2 separate regions of the Homo sapiens genome follow, and region 2 is linked to region 1. A link is a loop called in an ENCODE intact Hi-C map of the cell type or tissue named here. Cell type or tissue: MCF 10A. All regions are shown on one strand. Links, peaks and the distances in the headings refer to the core of each region. The heading gives the core; the rest is flanking DNA. Region 1 overlaps PLEKHM2 (pleckstrin homology and RUN domain containing M2). Region 2 overlaps LOC124903854 (a long non-coding RNA gene).

Evidence for each region. Peaks named below come from ENCODE experiments on the same cell type or tissue, not always from the same donor. Only the 100,000 strongest peaks of a DNase experiment are listed, where the experiment ranks them.
Region 2: it touches region 1 in a loop (8-fold over the local background); 7 of 110 quality-filtered maps call a loop at or near these places.

What each region holds. Positions count from the first base shown.
Region 1 is chr1:15,698,818-15,707,399 of GRCh38, reverse strand. All of the region lies in intron 1 of PLEKHM2 (pleckstrin homology and RUN domain containing M2), which reads right to left. Among named protein-coding and RNA genes, the nearest start is that of PLEKHM2, 19 kb to the right of the region's middle. In MCF 10A, for the core only: no CTCF peak of the experiment used is centred there; a DNase peak (open chromatin) is centred at 3,609.
Region 2 is chr1:15,590,602-15,599,183 of GRCh38, reverse strand. It overlaps LOC124903854 (a long non-coding RNA gene), which reads left to right. Exons shown (of 3, transcript XR_007065483.1): 2 at 3,200-3,334. Among named protein-coding and RNA genes, the nearest start is that of AGMAT, 9.8 kb to the right of the region's middle. In MCF 10A, for the core only: a CTCF peak has its summit at 3,900 (motif pointing left); a DNase peak (open chromatin) is centred at 3,903.

The sequences.
Region 1 (8,582 bases), core at 362-8,361:
CAGGCTAGAGTGCAGTAATGCTCACTGCAGCCTCAACCTACCGGGCTCAGGTGATCCTCCCAGCTCAGCCTCCCAAATAGCTGAGACTACAGGTATGTACCACCACACCTGGCTAATTTTTTTTTTTTTTGTATTTTTTTTGTAGAGATGGAGTTTTGCTATGTTGTCTAGGCTGGTCTTAAACTCCTGAGCTCAAGTGATCCTCCTGCCTTAGCCTCTCAAATTCTAGGGATTACAGGTATAAGCCATGGTGCCCAGCCCAAAGCCTACACTTTAAGCACTCTTTTTTTTTTTTGAGACGGAGTTTGTCTCAGAGACCGCATGGCCTGTACAGCCTGAACTATTTAGCACCTGGCTCTTTACAGAAGAAGCATGCTGGCCCTCGGTCTGGAGCCTGCAGCAGAGGTGGCAAGGAATGCACACTTGTGATAGGCTCGGCTGAGGAGCTGCCTCTTGCTCAAAGCTCAGTTCAGCAGTGGCCAGAAGGGAAGGCTCAAGCCGTGAAGGGTCACATATTTCAACACACAGTTACTGAGCACCTGCTATGTACATATCAGACACGGTGGCAGAGATAAATTAGTGCAAATGTATAATACGGCATCAGGGAGTAGTAAGTGCTATGAAAAAAATGAAGCAGGGTGTGGAAATCTGTTATAAATACGGAGCCCCCAGAGGGAAAAAAATAAATACAAAAGCCGGGCACAGTGGCTCACGCCTGTAATGCCAGCACTTTGGGAGGCTGAGGCAGGTGGATCACCTGAGGTTAGGAGTTCGAGACCAGCCTGACCAACGTGGTGAAACCCCGTCTCTATTTAAAATACAAAAAATTAGCCAGGCATGGTGGCGCACACCTGTAATCCCAGCTACTCGGGAGGCTGAGGCAGGAGAATCATTTGAACCTGGGAGGCAGAGGTTGCAGTGAGCCGAGATCGTGCCACTGCACTCCAGCCTGGGCAACAAGAGCAAAACTCCAACTCAAAAAATAATAATAAAAACAAACAAACAAATAAGGAGCCAAGAAGATCTCCCTGAGGAAATGGCTATTGTGGCATCCGGGGGGAAAGTATTCCGGTTAGAGGAACAGCAGGGGCAACAGTGAGGAGCCTGGTGTGGCTGGAGCTCAGGGAGTGAGGGGTGAGCAGCATGAGATGAGGTCAAGAAGGCAGCTGAGGGCCGGATCATGCACAGCCACACAGGCCGTGCGAGGGGCTTTGCGTTTCATTACCAGTTTGATGGGAAGCTGTTGGCAGGTGAGAACAGGAAAGTACATAACTCGATGTCACTATTACAAAGCTGCTATAGCTTCTTGCTTGTTTTTTGAGACAGGGTCTTGCTCTGTCACCCAGGCTGGAGTGCAATGGCGCGATCTTGGCTCACTGCAGCCTCTGCCTCAATCGATCCTCCCACTTCAACCTCCCGAGTAGCTGGGACTGCAGGTGTGCGACACCACAGCAGGCTAGTTTTTCTGTTTTGTAGAGATGGGGTCTCATCATGTTGCCCAGATTGGTCTTGAACTCCTGGGTCAAGCAATCCACCCACCTCGGCCTCCCAAAGTGCTGGGATTACAGGCGTGAGCCACCAGATCCGGCCTTGCCATAGTTTCTGTATGGTGAGTAGACAGACTGTGAAAGGCCAGGGTGGAGGCAGAGGCTGGTTAGGAGGCTAGCAGCCCCGACAATGGGAAAATGGGGGCTGGGAGCTGGCTACAGTGTAGAGGACAGGAGAAGGGGTCAGATGCAGGGTCTGAAGGCAGAGCCGCAGAGATTTAGCGATGGATTAAATGTGGGGCATGAGGGAAAAGGAGGAGCCAGCAACAGTTCTGAGGTATGGTCTGAGCAGGTGGACGGCAGCCGTTTCTGGATCAGGTGGAGTTCAGCTCTGGCATAAGTTCAGAACACCTATCCGACATCTATGTGGAGGCCGGGCACAGTGGCTCACGCCTATAATCCCAGCGCTTTGGGAGGCCGAGGTGAGTGGATCGTCTGAGCTCAGGAGTTGGAGACAAGCCTGGGCAACATGGCAAAACCCTACCTCAGCAAAAATACAAAAAATTAGTCGGACATGATGGCACGATACACTTGTAGTCCCAGCTACTCAGGAGGCTGAAGTAGGAGAATCGCTTGAGTCTGGGAGGTAGAGGTTGCAGTGAGCCAAGATTGCACCACTGCACTCCAACTAGGTGATAGAGTGAGACCCCATCTCAAAAAAAAAAAAAAAAAAAAAAAAAAAGATATCTACGTGGAGACATCAAGGACACAGCTGTGGAAATGGATCTGAGGTTCAGGGGCAGGGGGGGTGCCGCCAGCCACTGAAAGCCGTGAGTGTGCAGCAGGAGGAGCGTCTGAGTACTGAGCCGCCAGGGCTGCGTTAGACCAGGGGTCCTCACCCACGCAGCCCAACAATGCCCGGGCCCCTTTCCAGACCAATGACATCAGAAACTCTGGAGTCAGGGCACAAGAAGCAGCACTGTAACACTCCAGGTAATCCTGATGCCTGGCCCGGGCTGAGGATCACTGTCTTAGACCACGAAGGCACAGCCAGCGAGGTGGGCAGAAAACGTGGGCAGTATGTGCTCCAGAAGCCCAGTGAGGAAAGTTTCCCAAGGGCAGGTGTGGTCAGTCGCCAGGGTCATGGCAGCAGGGGCCTAAAAGGGAGGTGCTGGGACCATGAGGAAAGCACATGGGCGCAGGGGCGGGGGCAGCAGCCTGATGGGCACTCATCACGGAGGGCAGGAGCTTGTGTGGATCCCGCATCAGCAAATGAGGCATTTAAACATGACAGTGATGAGGCAGCTGGAACTTGAAACAGCAAATATTTGATGATATTGAGGAAAAGTTATTGTGAATTTTTTGTAATATTGGGTCATGTGAGAAAAGAATCCTCATTTTTTAACAATACGTACTGAAATATTTATGGATGTCTGGAAATCTGTTTCAAAATAATAGAGGGCTGGTGGTATAGACTGTCCGGTGATGATACGAGCTGAACATGGGGCTTCGGTATGCCATTCTGCCTATTTTGGGTCAGAAGAGGGGGTGAGGGAAGTGGAAGAACAGAGAGGAAGAGGAAGAAAGGAAGGGAGGAAGGGAGGGAGGGAGGGACGGAGGGAGTGGAGGAAGAGACAGTAAATACAGAAAATCCCTTTGACCGGTTTTGCCAAAAGAGTGGCAGGAAAAACAGGGTAGAGTAAAGAAATAAAGTCCTTGCCCAGGAAAGACAGGATGGGACCCCTCTGGCCACAAAGGAGAGTCCACAAGCAGGTGGGCCAGTATGCTCCATGGTGGGAGGATGAAAAAGTTGTCATCAGAAGAAAATTCAAAAGTAAGCAAGGTCAGCTGAGAATGAAGAGAGAGATTCAGATTTAAGGTAAATTTTTAAACATGGTGGTTCCCTAAGGTCCACGGACTCTGAGGCCTCTGTCTCAAAGGCATGTTCCCAGACCACGCTCTAGACCTGCTCAGCTGCTCTCCTGTCCCTGCTGCTGATTTTTCGGTTGTGCTCAGGCACCAGGGCCGGGAAAAGCTAGCTCAGCTCATCCCAGACTCTCCCAAAGCCAGGAGCACAGGGCTCCCAGGCGCTCTGGGAAGGCTGGGCGTCACAAGACTGCTTCGGGGAAGTGTGGGTGGTACACTCCAACAAGCCAAGAAATGCCTGACTCAGAGAATTTTAATCAGGGTGAGTCCCACTCTCTGCTCTGAGCTGCCACAGCCCGGCCTTCTCTGTCCCGTCTCTCTCTGATCTTCATACACCCACAAAACAATTTCTAGTACTATGGTTGATACGAAGAAATCCTTCCAGATTGGTCTCTAATAATTAACTCAAAGGTGGCTGTGAAAGACGATAAACAGCCAAATGAACATAAGACAGTTCCAAGTGACGTCCTTCCTTTCTCCCTCGTCAGACAAGGTCAAAAAGAGGCTGCAACCCTGCCCAGCCCAAAAGAGGGGCGATCTGGATTCTAACTCTGCTGTCAACTCGCAAGTTATACTAGGGGAGCAGGGGTCACACTTCCCTATTTACAGAGCAGGATAAAAACGCCTGCTCCAACAACAGGAGAGGCTGGACAGATGGCTGTAAGCGTGCCTGTTTAACTGCCTGGCCACTGTGGGGCTCCACCGCTGTGCCTGCCCCATCCCTGCTCAGCCACCGCAGACACAGACCTAAGGATACCTAAGAAACCTTGCCCGGCCCGGCCTGGCCTGGCAGGTTCGACTCTCCTGTGATGCCCAGGGAGAAGGCCGCCAGGTAACAGCAGCCTCCCTGTGGGCTCCATGGAGACCAAACGTTATTTACACAAGAGTGTTTGGAAGAGCCTCAGCAGGACAGGTCTAGGAGGTGGAAATCCAAAAACAGAATAGACCCCACCTGAGGGCTGGGCGCTGTGGCTCACGCCTGTAATTCCAGCACTTTGGGAGGCTGAGTCAGCGGGAGTATTGCTTGAAGCCAGAAGTTTGAGACCAGCTGGGCAATATAGCAAGACCCTGTTTCTAGCAACTTTTTTTTTTTTTAAAGTTAGCTGGGCGTGGTGGTGCATACCTATAGTCCCAGTTACTCGGAAGGCTAAGGCAGGAGGATTGCTTGAGCCCAGGAGCTGGAGGCTGCAATGTGCCATGATCACACCTCTGTACTCCAGCCTGGGCAACAGAGTGAGACCCTGCCTCGAAAAAAAAAAAAAAAAAAAAGGCTGGGCACGGTGGCTTATGCCTGTAATCCCAGCACTTTGGGAGGTCAAGGTGGAGAGATCACTTGAGGTCAGGAGTTCGAGACCAGCCTAACCAATATGATGAAACCCCATCTCTACTAAAAATACAAAAATTAGCTGGGCGTGGTGGTGCACATGCCTGTAATCCCAGCTACTTGGGAGGCTGAGGCAAAAGAATTGCTTGAACCTGGGAGGCGGAGGTTACAGTGAGCTGAGATTGTGCCACTGCACTCCAGTCTGGGCAACAGAGCAAGGCTACATCTCAAAAAAAGAAAAAAAAAACCCACCTGAAGAATGGGTGGATTACCACCCACCTCACCTCCAATCACCTCTTTAAGGATTACATCCACGATGGCCACAGCTAAATAAGCTCATCTCAACCTCCGAGCCAGACTGCACTGCAGGGGCCCTCTTGGTCCACTGAGTCCTGGAGGCTGCCCCTCACATGGCGATGCTGTAGGTACAAGGTGGGTGAGGACGCGTCCCATGGAAAGTGACATGCCACTGCCCACCTTGCGTCTGGGAATTCTACTCACAGCATGGTCACTGGTTGGGCAAACTGCCCCTCTGGTCTCACAGACATTCCTCCCTTACAAGGCAGATCCCCAGGGGAAAGGTGGAGCTCAAGCTACCTGCTGTCATTTACCTTTGGGCGACCCGTCCGTATCAGTGACAGCTGGAGAAGGGCCATGTGGTTGCAACTACTGAATGTCCCTTCAGGGAGGCCACCATAACGACTACCCCCCCGAGCTTGCATCAGCAGTTTGCTGCAGCTTCAGGCGCAGCCTCTTGTGAATGTAAGGGAAGGGCCAGTGCTCGACATCCATCCCCTCAGAAAGACACAGGGAGCAGAAAATAAACAAACAAGTGAGGCAGGCAGGCTGGGGTCTTTTTTCTTTTCTTTTTTGAGAGGGATTCTCGCTGTGTTCCCCAGGCTGGAGTGCAGTGGCGCAATCTCGGCTCACTGCAAGCTCCGCCTCCCGGGTTCACACCATTCTCCTGCCTCAGCCTCCCAAGCAGCTGGGACTACAGGCGCCCGCCACCACGTCCAGCTAATTTTTTTTGTATTTTTAGTAGAGACTGGGTTTCACCGTGTTAGCCAGGATGGTCACGATCTCCTGACCTCGTGATCCACCTGTCTTGGCCTCCCAAAGTGCTGGGATTACAGGCGTGAGCCACCGTGCCCGGCCAGCTGGGGTATTTTAAGTCTTAGCCAAGCTTCCTAAGACTAATAATACCTTTTTTTTTTCTTTTTTCTTTTTTTGAGATGGAGTTGTGCTCTTGTTGCCCAGGCTGGAATGCAATGGCACGATCTTGGCTCACTGCAACCTCCGCCTCCCAGGTTCAGCCGATTCTCCTGCCTCAGCCTCTCGAGTAGTTGGGATTACAGGCACCTGCCACCATGCCCAGCTAATTTTTTGTATTTTTAGTAGAGATGGGGTTTCACCATATTGGTCAGGCTGGTCTCAAACTCCTGACCTCAGGTGATCCACCTACCTCGGCCTCACCAAGTGCTGGGATTACAGGAGTGAGCCACCGCACCCAGCTAATAACATACCCCCACCCCCTTTTTTTTTTTTTTTTGAGACAGAGTTTCACTCTTGTTGCCCAGGCTGGATTGCAATGGCATGATCTCGGCTCACTGCAACCTCCGCCTCCTGGGTTCGAGCGATTCTCCTGCCTCAGCCTCCTGAGTAGCTGGGATTACAGGCGTCCACCACCAACATGGCTAATTGTTTTGTATTTTTAGTAGAGACAGGTTTTCACCATCTTGGCCAGGATGGTCTTGAACTCCTGACCTCATGACCTACCTGCCTCGGCCTCCCAAAGTGCTGGGGTTACAGGCGTGAGCCACCGCGCCCAGCTAATAACACCCCATTTTCATGTGATCCAAGGAATAAATCACTACTGCCAGCAGCACTTCTGCAGAGACTCTCCTCTGCGATCTAAGACAAGGCTGGGTGCTGGCCAGGGCTGAGGAATTTCATTATCGAAGAGCAGAAGAGCCCTTAGAAACCATTTGGTTAGGAAGCAGAGTTTCCTGGGGCCTCCCATTCAGTAAGAATGTCCTGCCCTGTGCAGAAGGGTGTGTGAAGGGAGTTGGAGTTAAGGAGAGGGAGAGGGAGAAGTTATCAGTGAATGAAACTGACTACTGAATGTAATGAAAATCAGAAAAATAATCACTTAGCCACAACCCTCATTTTATAGGCAGGGAGACCGGAGCCCAGGGAGACAGGGGCACTTCCTGCACACCCTAGCTCTGGCCAGCGTCCTACTACTGTACTGCAGAGTCTTGGCCAGGTGTGCTCACACACAGGGGTAGCTACTTCTGGAGCTCCTTCTGCTTCATCCCACCTGGAGATAAAGCAGTCAGGACATCAGCTGCCACCACCCCAGAAGTGCTCATCCGAGCCTGGGTGACAGAGCGAGACCCTGTCTCTAAAAATAAAATTAAAAAAACAAAACAAAACAAAAAACTGAGCAGGGCAGAGCAGCAGGGGCCATGGGCTATCCCCAGGGCTTCAGCGATGGGGCTCTGCAGGATTTAGGGGACCACATCAGGAATGTCCCAGTTGCTTCCCTCCTAGACAACATGAGATGTCAACAGAGGCTTCAGCTGCTGGGTGCCTGCCGCTTCACCAGCCCCAGGGAACTGCAATGCTTCCGATGTACACTGCTAATTTTATTTTTGTTGTTTTTTTTTTTTGAGATGGGGGCTCACTATGTTGCCCAAGCTGGAGTGCAGTGGCTCATCACAGGCACAATCATAGTGCACTACAGTCTCGAACTCCTGGGCTCAAGCAATCCTTCCACCTCAGCCTTCCATGTAGCTGGGACTATAGGCGCACACCACCATGCCCAGCCTACTCTCCTAGATTAATATATTTATGTAATATAATAATAGAGATGGAGTCTCACTATATTGCCCAGGCCAGTCTTGAACTCCTGGGCTCAAGCGATCCTCCCACCTTATCATCATACCCGGCCCACTCTCCTATTTATTTATTTTAATAATAGAGATGTGGTAAAGACACATGCACACATATGTTTATTGTGGCACTATTCACAATAGCAAATACTTGGAACCAACCCAAATGTCCATCAATGATAGACTGGATTAAGAAAATGTGGCACATATACACCATGGAATACTATGCAGCCATCAAAAAGGATGAGTTCATGTCCTTTGCAGGGATATGGATGCAGCTGGAAACCATCATTCTGAGCAAACTATCACAAGGACAGAAAACCAAACACTGCATGTTCTCCTTCATAGGTGGGAACTGAACAATGAGAACACTTGGACACGGGGCGGGGAACATCACACACTGGGGCCCATCGTGAGGTGGGGGGCAGGGGGAGGCATAGCATTAGGAGAAATACCTAATGTAAATGACGAGTTAATGGGTGCAGCAAACCAACATGGCACATGTACACCTATGTAACAAACCTGCACACCTATGTAACAAACCTGCACATTGTGCACATGTACCCTAGAAATTAAAGTATAAAATAATAATAACAATAATAAAATAATAGAGATGGGGTCTCACTATATTGCCCAGGCTGGTCTCAAACTCCTGGGCTCAAGTGATCCTCCTGCCTTGGCCTCCTAAAATCCTGGGATTACAGGCATGAGCCACTGCGTCAAGCCTACTCCCCTAATTTTAAAATCCTTCACCTGAGGTTCCACTGCACCATAGCCTAGAAAATATTTCATTCTCAATGGCAATCAAATTATAGTGAATTATAGAGCAAGAAAGCCCAGAAATCACCCCCGCATAAGAACCAATCAGAGATCTTGCAATTCAAAAACAATGAGGCTAGTTGCTCTATATGAAAAATGTTGGCCAGGCACAGCGGCTCACACCTATAATCC
Region 2 (8,582 bases), core at 490-8,489, 110 kb after region 1:
TTCAAGCGATTCTTCTGCCTCAGCCTCCCGAGTAGCTGGGACTACAGGCGTGTACCACCACACCCGGCTAATTTTTGTATTTTTAGTAGAGACGGGGTTTCACCATATTGGCCAGACTGGTCTCGGACTCCTGTCCTCGTGATCCGCCCGCCTCGGGCTCCGAAAGTGCTGGGATTACCGGCGTGAGCCACCGCGCCCAGCCATTTGTACTTTTTTCAGGGATTTCTGTCCTTTGTTGCGTGATATCCGGTGTCTTAAAGACCATTTGTTACATTTTGGGGATCCGTATTTTGGTTGTTTATGTGGGAAAGTAAATCTAGCCCCTGTTTATCTTCAGTTCTGGAAGTGGAAGTCCAAATATCACACCCACCTGGCACACTTTTACCACCCCAAACCATTGAATATGGAAACTGTTTTAAGTGAGGTTGTATACTATTGAACTCATATCCAATTACTTCCAGGGGAAGCTATTATCCTGTCTTGATATCCCTAACAGACTTAACCAATGCCTGGCACTTGGCTGACATTCACTAAAAGCTGGAGAGCATGAATAAACTATTTTTAGCAGACAGCTGTTGATCAGCTTATGGTGTTTTCTTCCAACATTTGTTGATGGGCTTTTGCAATTTTCTTTTTGCCTGCCGGCAGCAAAAGGAAGCCAGGCAAAATGGACATTTCTGGGACTTGTTACTCATGATTGTAATTATCCACAAAAACGCACCCTTTAAAAAGCTTTGATAGGCATGAAGGAACTTTTGGGGGTGATAGAAATGTTCTAAAACTGAGTTGTGATGGTTGCACAAGGGGACGAAAAATCATTAACTTGTACACTTAAAAATGGGTGAATTTTGTGGTATGTAAATTACACCTAAAAAAAAGCTTTTTTAAAAAGCTTATCTGAAAGATTTCCAGGCATTTTAAGGTGAAAAAAGGACACATTGCCAACAATTTGTACAGGAGAAACCTGTACTTTTTCCAAAGTCTCATATGAATTAAAGTACAACCTTGAGGCCAGGTGCCTGTAATCCCCACACTTTTTTCCCAGCACTTTTGGATGCTGAGGTGGGCAGATCACTTGAGGCCAGGAGTTCGAGACCAGCCTGGCCAACATGGCAAAACCCCTTCTCTACTAAAAATACAAAAATTAGCTGGCTGTGGTGGTGGGCACCTGTAATCCCAATTACTCAGAAGGCTGAGGCAGAAGAATTGCTTGAATCCAGGAGGCGGAGGGTTGCAGTGAGCCAAGATTGCACCACTGCCCTCCAGGCAGGGCAACACAGCAAGACTCCATCTCAAACAAAACAAAACAAAACAAAACAAACAAACAACCTTGAGCAGGAGTAGGAGCAGACTATGGTCAACTTATACTTTGTACAATACATATGTATTAGGTGTAATCAGGAAAATATTAAAGATTTTAAAAGAAAGACTAACACTGAGAAAAATCAAAGGGCAATTCCAAGAGAAAAGGGGCTTATTTGATCGAAAGGGAAGATTCCATTTCCTTCTCCACTGGCTCCTAATGTGGTGGTGGTGGGGCGTGGGGGTTCACACCAAAAAATTCTACAATTCTCTGCAGACCTTAGGAGGGTGTCTGTCAGTCTCTTGCTATAATGGAATGCCTGAGGCTGGGTAATTTATCAAAAAATGAAGTTAAGGGCTTGGCGCGGTGGCTCATGCCTATGGTCCCAGCACTTTGGGAGGCTAAGGCAGGTGGATCACCTGACATCAGGAGTTTGAGACCAGCCTGGCCAATATGGTGAAACCCCATCTCTACTAAAAATACAAAAATATTAGCTGGGTGTGGTGGTGGGCACCTGTAATCCCAGCTACTCGGGAGGCTGAGGCAGGAGAATTGCCTGAACCCGGAGGCAGAGGTTGCAGTGAGCTGAGATCGTGCCTCTGCACTCCAGCCTGGGGACAGAGTGAGACTCCATCCCAAAAAAAAACCAAACAAACAAAAAACGAACAAACAACAACAAAATGAAGTTAACTTGGCTAACAATTCTGCTGGCTGGAAGATGGAGAAGCTGGTGAAAGCTTCAGGCTGCTTCCACTCATGGCAAATGGTGAAATGGAGCCAGTGTGTGCAGAGATCTCGCAGCAAGAGAGAGAGAGACAGGGGAGGCGCCAGGCTATTTTTAGCAATCAGCTCTTGTGGGAGGGAAAAGAGTGAGAACTCACTGACCCCTTCCCCGCAACAAGGCATTGGTTATTCATGAGGGATCTACCCGCATGACCCACACCCTGCCATTAGGGGATAAACGCTCAGCATGAGATTTGTAGGGAATAAACATCCAAACTTTAGCAGTGTCCTATGATTTATCTCAATCCTGACACTATCTACCTGGAAATAGCATCAGATTCCCCAGGTTACAGGCTTAGTCCCTTAAGACTGCCCCCACTTCAGACACTGGGTGCCAGTCCCAGGTTGTCACCTGTACTTCTTGCAGACTCGCTATAAATTAGAAGTTCCCACCATTCCCTCCTCTCTGGGTTTGATCATCTGCTAGGACAGCTCACAGAACTCAGAACGGTCTACTAACCAGATTGCCATTTATTATGAAAGAATATAACAGGAACAGCCAGTGGAAGAGCTGCATAGGGCAAGGAACATGGGAAGGGATCTGGAGCTTCCATGCCCTCCTCAGGCACGCCACCCTCCCCGCAGCTCCGTATGTTCACCAACCTGGAAGCTCCTTGAACCCCATTCTATCAAGATTTGATGAAGGTTTCATTACATAAGCATGAGTAACGAAATGATTGATCATTGAGCTTTTTTTTTTTTTTTTTTTAGAGACCCAGTCTCTAAAAAAAAAAGAAGAGAACAAATACTTTATCAAACCATTTATGTTATACTATAGGAAATGTATCATACATGCTTTATTTGTATGAGATGTCTATATCTGCACTTCAAGCATTAATTCTTACCTTCCAAAAGTGCTTAATAATGTTTTTCTGGGTTTAATTGCCTAGCACAAGTTGGCTTATATTTGGATTTGTCTAAACAGCATTTTTCTACATGTCCTTGACCTTTGTGCACTTTAGAACCTTGGTTTTAAGCTACAGTCCTGTTAATCATCAATTATCAAGTATTCATTCTTACTAATAACTTGAGTCAGATCTATGTACCCAGAGCATATAGTTCATAATTAATAATTAGCTCTTGCATTTGTCTAATGCTTCCTTCCTCTCTAAGGACCAGGTTGATGGTGAACATCATCACTGGAAAGTCAGGAAAGGTTATAGTCCCTACTTTGCAGAGGAAGAAGGACTACTCAGAAGCAGCTGACCTCCTTGGGCAAAGCGAAATGCCATCTAAAAGAATGCATAGGTGACTGGCTGGGGCTTGAAAGAAATCTGAATATTTTCTTCAATAAAAAATTAAATGAGGGCCGGGGGCGGTGGCTCATGCCTGTAATCTCAGCACTTTGGGAGGTCGAGGCGGGTGGATCACGAGGTCAGCAGTTCGAGACCAACCTGACCAACATGTGAAACCCCGTCTCTACTAAAAATACAAAAATTAGCCAGGCATGATCGCGGATGCCTGTAATCCCAGCTACTCAGGAGGCTGAGGCAGGAGAATCGCTTGAACCTGGGAGGCAGAGGTTGCAGTGAGCTGAGATTGCACCACTGCACTCCAGCCTGAGTGACAGAGTGATACTCCGTCTCAAAAAAAAAAAAAATTAAATGGTACACAGATGACATTATGATACCCATTGTATAATAAAACTGTTGAGATTTCAGGATGAAATTACATTGACTAAATTTTTTTCCAGTGATTTAGGAGGTGACATAAACTGTGTCACCTGACTAATTGAAGGAGAACTCTGTCCATTTCCTGAATTATCTTTTTTCCTTTGTTAGATCATCAAGTAGAAGTTTTCTGTGCCCTCTCCTGGCTTGATTCTGAAACTGCATAACATTCAGCCTCACTGGGTGGGTCTCTGAGATAAATTCATGCTCTCCCCTTCCTCTCTCCTGCCCATAGGAGGCTTATTTTATTTTATTTTATATTTTATTTTATTTTATTATTTTTTGAGATGGAGCCTCACTCTGTTGCCCAGGCTGGAGTGCAGTGGCACCATCTCGGCTCACTGCAACGTCTGCCTCCCTGGTTCAAGCCATTCTTGTGCCTCAGCCTCTCCAGTAGCTGGGATTACAGGCATGTACCACCACGCCCAGCTAATTTTTTTTTTTTTTTTTTTTAAGTAAAGACGGGTTTCGCCATGTTGACCAGGATGGTCTCAAACTCCTGGCCTCAAGAGATCTGCCTGTCTTGGCCTCCCAAAGTGCTGGGATTACAGGTGCACACCACCCCACTGGGCTAATTTTTCTATTTTTAGTATTGATGGGGGTTTCACCATGTTGGCCAGACTGGTCTCGAACTCCTGACCTTAAATGATCCACCCGCCTTGGCCTTCAAAGTGCTGGGATTACAGGCGTGAGCCACTGTGCCTGGCTTTTTTTTTTTTTTTTTTTTGAGAGGGAGTCTCACCCTGTCACCCAGCTAGAGTGCAGTGGCGAAATGTTGGCTCACTGCAACTTCCACCTCCTAGGTTCAAGCAATTCTCCTGCCTCAGCCCCCCAAATAGCTGGGACTACAGGCATGCACCACCACACCCAGCTAATTTTTTGTATTTTTAGTAGAGGCAGGGTTTCACCATGTTGGCCATGCTGGTCTCAAACTCCTGACCTCAAAGGATTGGCCCAACTCGGCCTCCCAAAGTGCTGGGATTACAGGCTTGAGCCACCGTGCCCAGCTGATAAGTGTGTAACTTTATAGGCAAAGTGAATAGAATACTGGGGATTTTGACAAGCTTTAATGTCACAAAGATTTTTTTTTTTTTTTTGAGTTAGAGTCTCGATCTGTTGGCCAGGCTGGAGTGCAGTGGTGTGACCTCAGCTCGCTGCAACCTCCACCTCCCAGGTTCAAGCAATTCTCCTGCCTCAGCCTCCGGAGTAGCTGGGATTACAGGCGCCTACCGCCATGCCCAGCTAATTTTTGTATTTTTAGTAGAGACAGTGTTTCACCATGTTGGCCAGGCTGGTCTCGAGCTCCTGACCTCAAGTGATCCACCCGCCTCAGCCTCCCAAAGTGCTCAGACTACAGGCGTGAGCCACCGTGCCAGGCCACAAAGATTCTTTGCTTGGCCAAACTTTAGCACCCCACCTGGCTTTTTGGCTATAAATTCCCACTTGCCATGCCGTTGTAAACCAAATAATGTCTGAGACAGGTCTCAGACAAGTTTATTTTGCCAAGGTTGAGGATGTGTCTGGGAAAGACACAAGCTACAGTGGTATCTGTGGCCTGCGCTCTTTCCCAAGAGGATTTTGAGAACTTCAGTATTTAAACGGGAAAATTGGGCAGGAGGGGAAAGAGGACAGTCAATTGTTCATAAAATTATTCAGAAAATCCACATTTTACATTAAATAACCTAAACATAGAGTAGAGGAAGAAGTCAAATATGCGTTTGTCTCCAGGTTGGCGGAGGTGGGGGTCGGGGGAATGATCCCCAGTCTTATCTTTGTCCCTTACTTGTGAAAATAAGCTGTTAATTTACATTGTCAGGATGAGGGAGGTCACCTGGGGAGATATGTGGCCTCTGTCTTGCAGCTACCTGTTTAGGAACCAAAAAAAGTGCAATGTTTTACATACTCAGTTCCCAAGCTTAACTTTTTCCTTTGGCATAGTGAGTCTGGGGTCCCGGGATTTTCTTTTCCTTTCACACTATATTGGGTTGAGAGTCCAGTCGCTCTCCTCAACTACAAGATTCCATTGCAGTGGTCACTATACCTATCTCAAGGGTCCTGAATATTTTTCCTTACCATGCTTTAACAAGGATCATTAGATACTTTTATCTTTTTTTTTTTTTTGTCAGGGTCTCGATTTGTTGTTCAGGCTGCAGTGCAGTGGTGCAAACACAGCTCACTGCAGTCTCCACCTCCTGGGATCCAGCAATCCTCCTACCTCAGCCTCCTGAGTAGCTGGACTATAGGTGTGCGCCACTGTGCCCAGCTAATTAAAAAAAAATATATTTTTTTTTTAGAGACAGGGTCTCACTATGTTGCCCAGGCTAATTTTTTTCTTTTTCTTATTCTTTTTCTTTTCTTTTTTTTTTTTTGAGACAGAGTCTTACCCTGTCACCCAGGCTGGAGTACAGTGGCGCCATCTTAGCTCACGGCAACTTCCGCCTCCTGGATTCAAGCAATTCTCCTGCCTCAGCCTCCTGAGTAGCTGGGAGTAATTACATGCACACGCCACCACACCTGGCTAATTTTTATATTTTTAGTAGAGGCAGAGTTTCTCCATGTTGGCCAGGCTGGTCTCCAACTCCTGACCTCAGATGATCTGCCCACCTCGGCCTCCCAAAGTGCTGGGATTACAGGCGTGAGCCACCGCGCCCGGCCAGGAAATTTTTTCCTTTAACAGATGAAAGCATTCTGAACATGCTAAACAATATATTTTTATTTAGGGCTAGGGGACAAAGAAGGTGAAGATGAGTGTTGAGGTTGTAGCAAGGCGAATGAGTGTCACAGAAAGCCCCCAGCCAGGCAGCCTGGGGAGGCTGGAGTTGCGGCAGGATCATTTCTGAGCTTCCGCAAGCACAGACAAGTTCAGCGTTGACACCTTCTGCAGAGCCCTTACCTCACCATTCAGCAGGCCAAATGGAATCAATCCATGCAGACAGCTGAAATGCACACGGTGTTTTCCCCACACTCAGGCTGTCAGTTTTGTTGACTGAGATACTCATCACCCCAGAGCTGCTTTTCACAGTTCTAGAAGATCTGTTCAATCATTCATTCACTCACAAAACATTTATTCCTTGTGTTTTACAAGGTACTGCCCTTGGAGGACACCCAAAAGGTTGAAGTAGATATTGGAAATTATAGTTTACTAGATGGGTACTTCTCAACCTTCTTCCTGTCATGGCATACATAGAAAATGATACAATTTATATCTCTCACTGAAGTTAACTGGGGGGAGTTTGGATCCCTATCAGATTTGGTGAAAAAAATTGATGTTTTCTACATATTGTATAATTATGATTTGGAAAAAAATCAAATTATTAGGGAAAGCATTAAATATTGAGCTAATATAATACAAAAATTAATACAAATAAATACAAATAAATAATAAATACAAAAATTAGCCAGGCATGGTGGCGCATGCTTATAGTCCCAGCTACTCAGGAGGCTGAGGCAGGAGAATCACTTTAACTCGGGAGGCGGAGGTAGAAGTGAGCCAAGATCGCACCACTGACCTCCAGCCTGGGCGACAGAGCAAGACTGTATCAAACAAAAAAAAAAAAAAAAAAGAGATGGCGTCTCACATCTCGCTGTGTTGACCAGGCTGGTCTTGCACTCCTGGGTTCAAACAGGTCCTCCCTCCTTGGTCTCCCAAAGTGCTGGGATTATAGTCATGAGTCACTGTACCTGGCCAAGTTTTAGCTTTTCTGTGAAGGTAGCTGTTTAATATCAGGTTTTGTTTTGTTTTGTTTTGTTTTTTTGAGACAGAGTCTTGCTCTGTCACCCAGGCTGCAGTGCAGTGGCGCGATGTCAGCTCACTGCAACTTCTGCCTCCGGAGTTCAAGCGATTCTCCTGCCTTAGCCTCCCGAGTAGCTGGGATTACAGGTGTGTGCCACTGCACCTGGCTAAATTTTTTTTTTTTTTTTGAGACAGAGTTTTACTCTTGTTGCCCAGGCTGGAGTGCAATAGTGCAATCTCAGTTCACTGCAACCTCCACTTCCCAGGTTCAAGCGATTCTCCTGCCTCAGCCTCCCTAGTAGCTGGGATTACAGGCATGTGCCACCACGCCCAGCTAATTTTGTATTTTTGGTAGAGACAGGATTTCTCCATGTTGGTCAGACTGGTCTTGAACTCCTAACCTCAGGTAATCTGCCCGCCTTGGCCTCCCAAAGTGCTAGGATTACAGGCATGAGCCACCGTGCCTGGCCAATTTTTTGTATTTTTAGTAGAGACGGGGTTTCACCATGTTAGCCAGGCTGGTCTTGAACTCCTAACCTCAGGTAATCTGCCTGCCTTGGCCTCCCAAAGTGCTAGGATTATAGGCGTGAGCCACCGTGCCTGGACCAATATCAAGTTTTATGCTTGATATTTGCGTATTTGCTACATGGAATAATAATCAGAACTTTTAAAGAATGATCTCTTCAAATTCTTGATACCCTTGAGCTCAAGGAGGTAATACAAATCCTAAAATAAATGTTAAATTCAAAAATTTACAGAAGTTGAAATTGTCTTTTCTTTCATTAACAAATGTACAATTGAAATTTCTTGTGATAACATGAATGGATTTTTATTTTTTATTTTATTTAATTTTTTTTTTGAGACAGAGTCTCACTCTGTCACCCAGGCTGGAGTGCAGTGGTGCGATCTCGTCTCACTACAACCTCCACCTCCTGGGTTCAAGTGATTCTCCTGCCTCAGCCTCCTGAGTAGGTGGGATTACAGGCGTGCACCACCATGCCCGGCTAATTTTTGTATTTTTAGCAGAGACAGCATTTCACCATGTTGGTAAGGTTGGTCTCAAACTCCTGACCTTGTGATCCGCCTGCCTTGG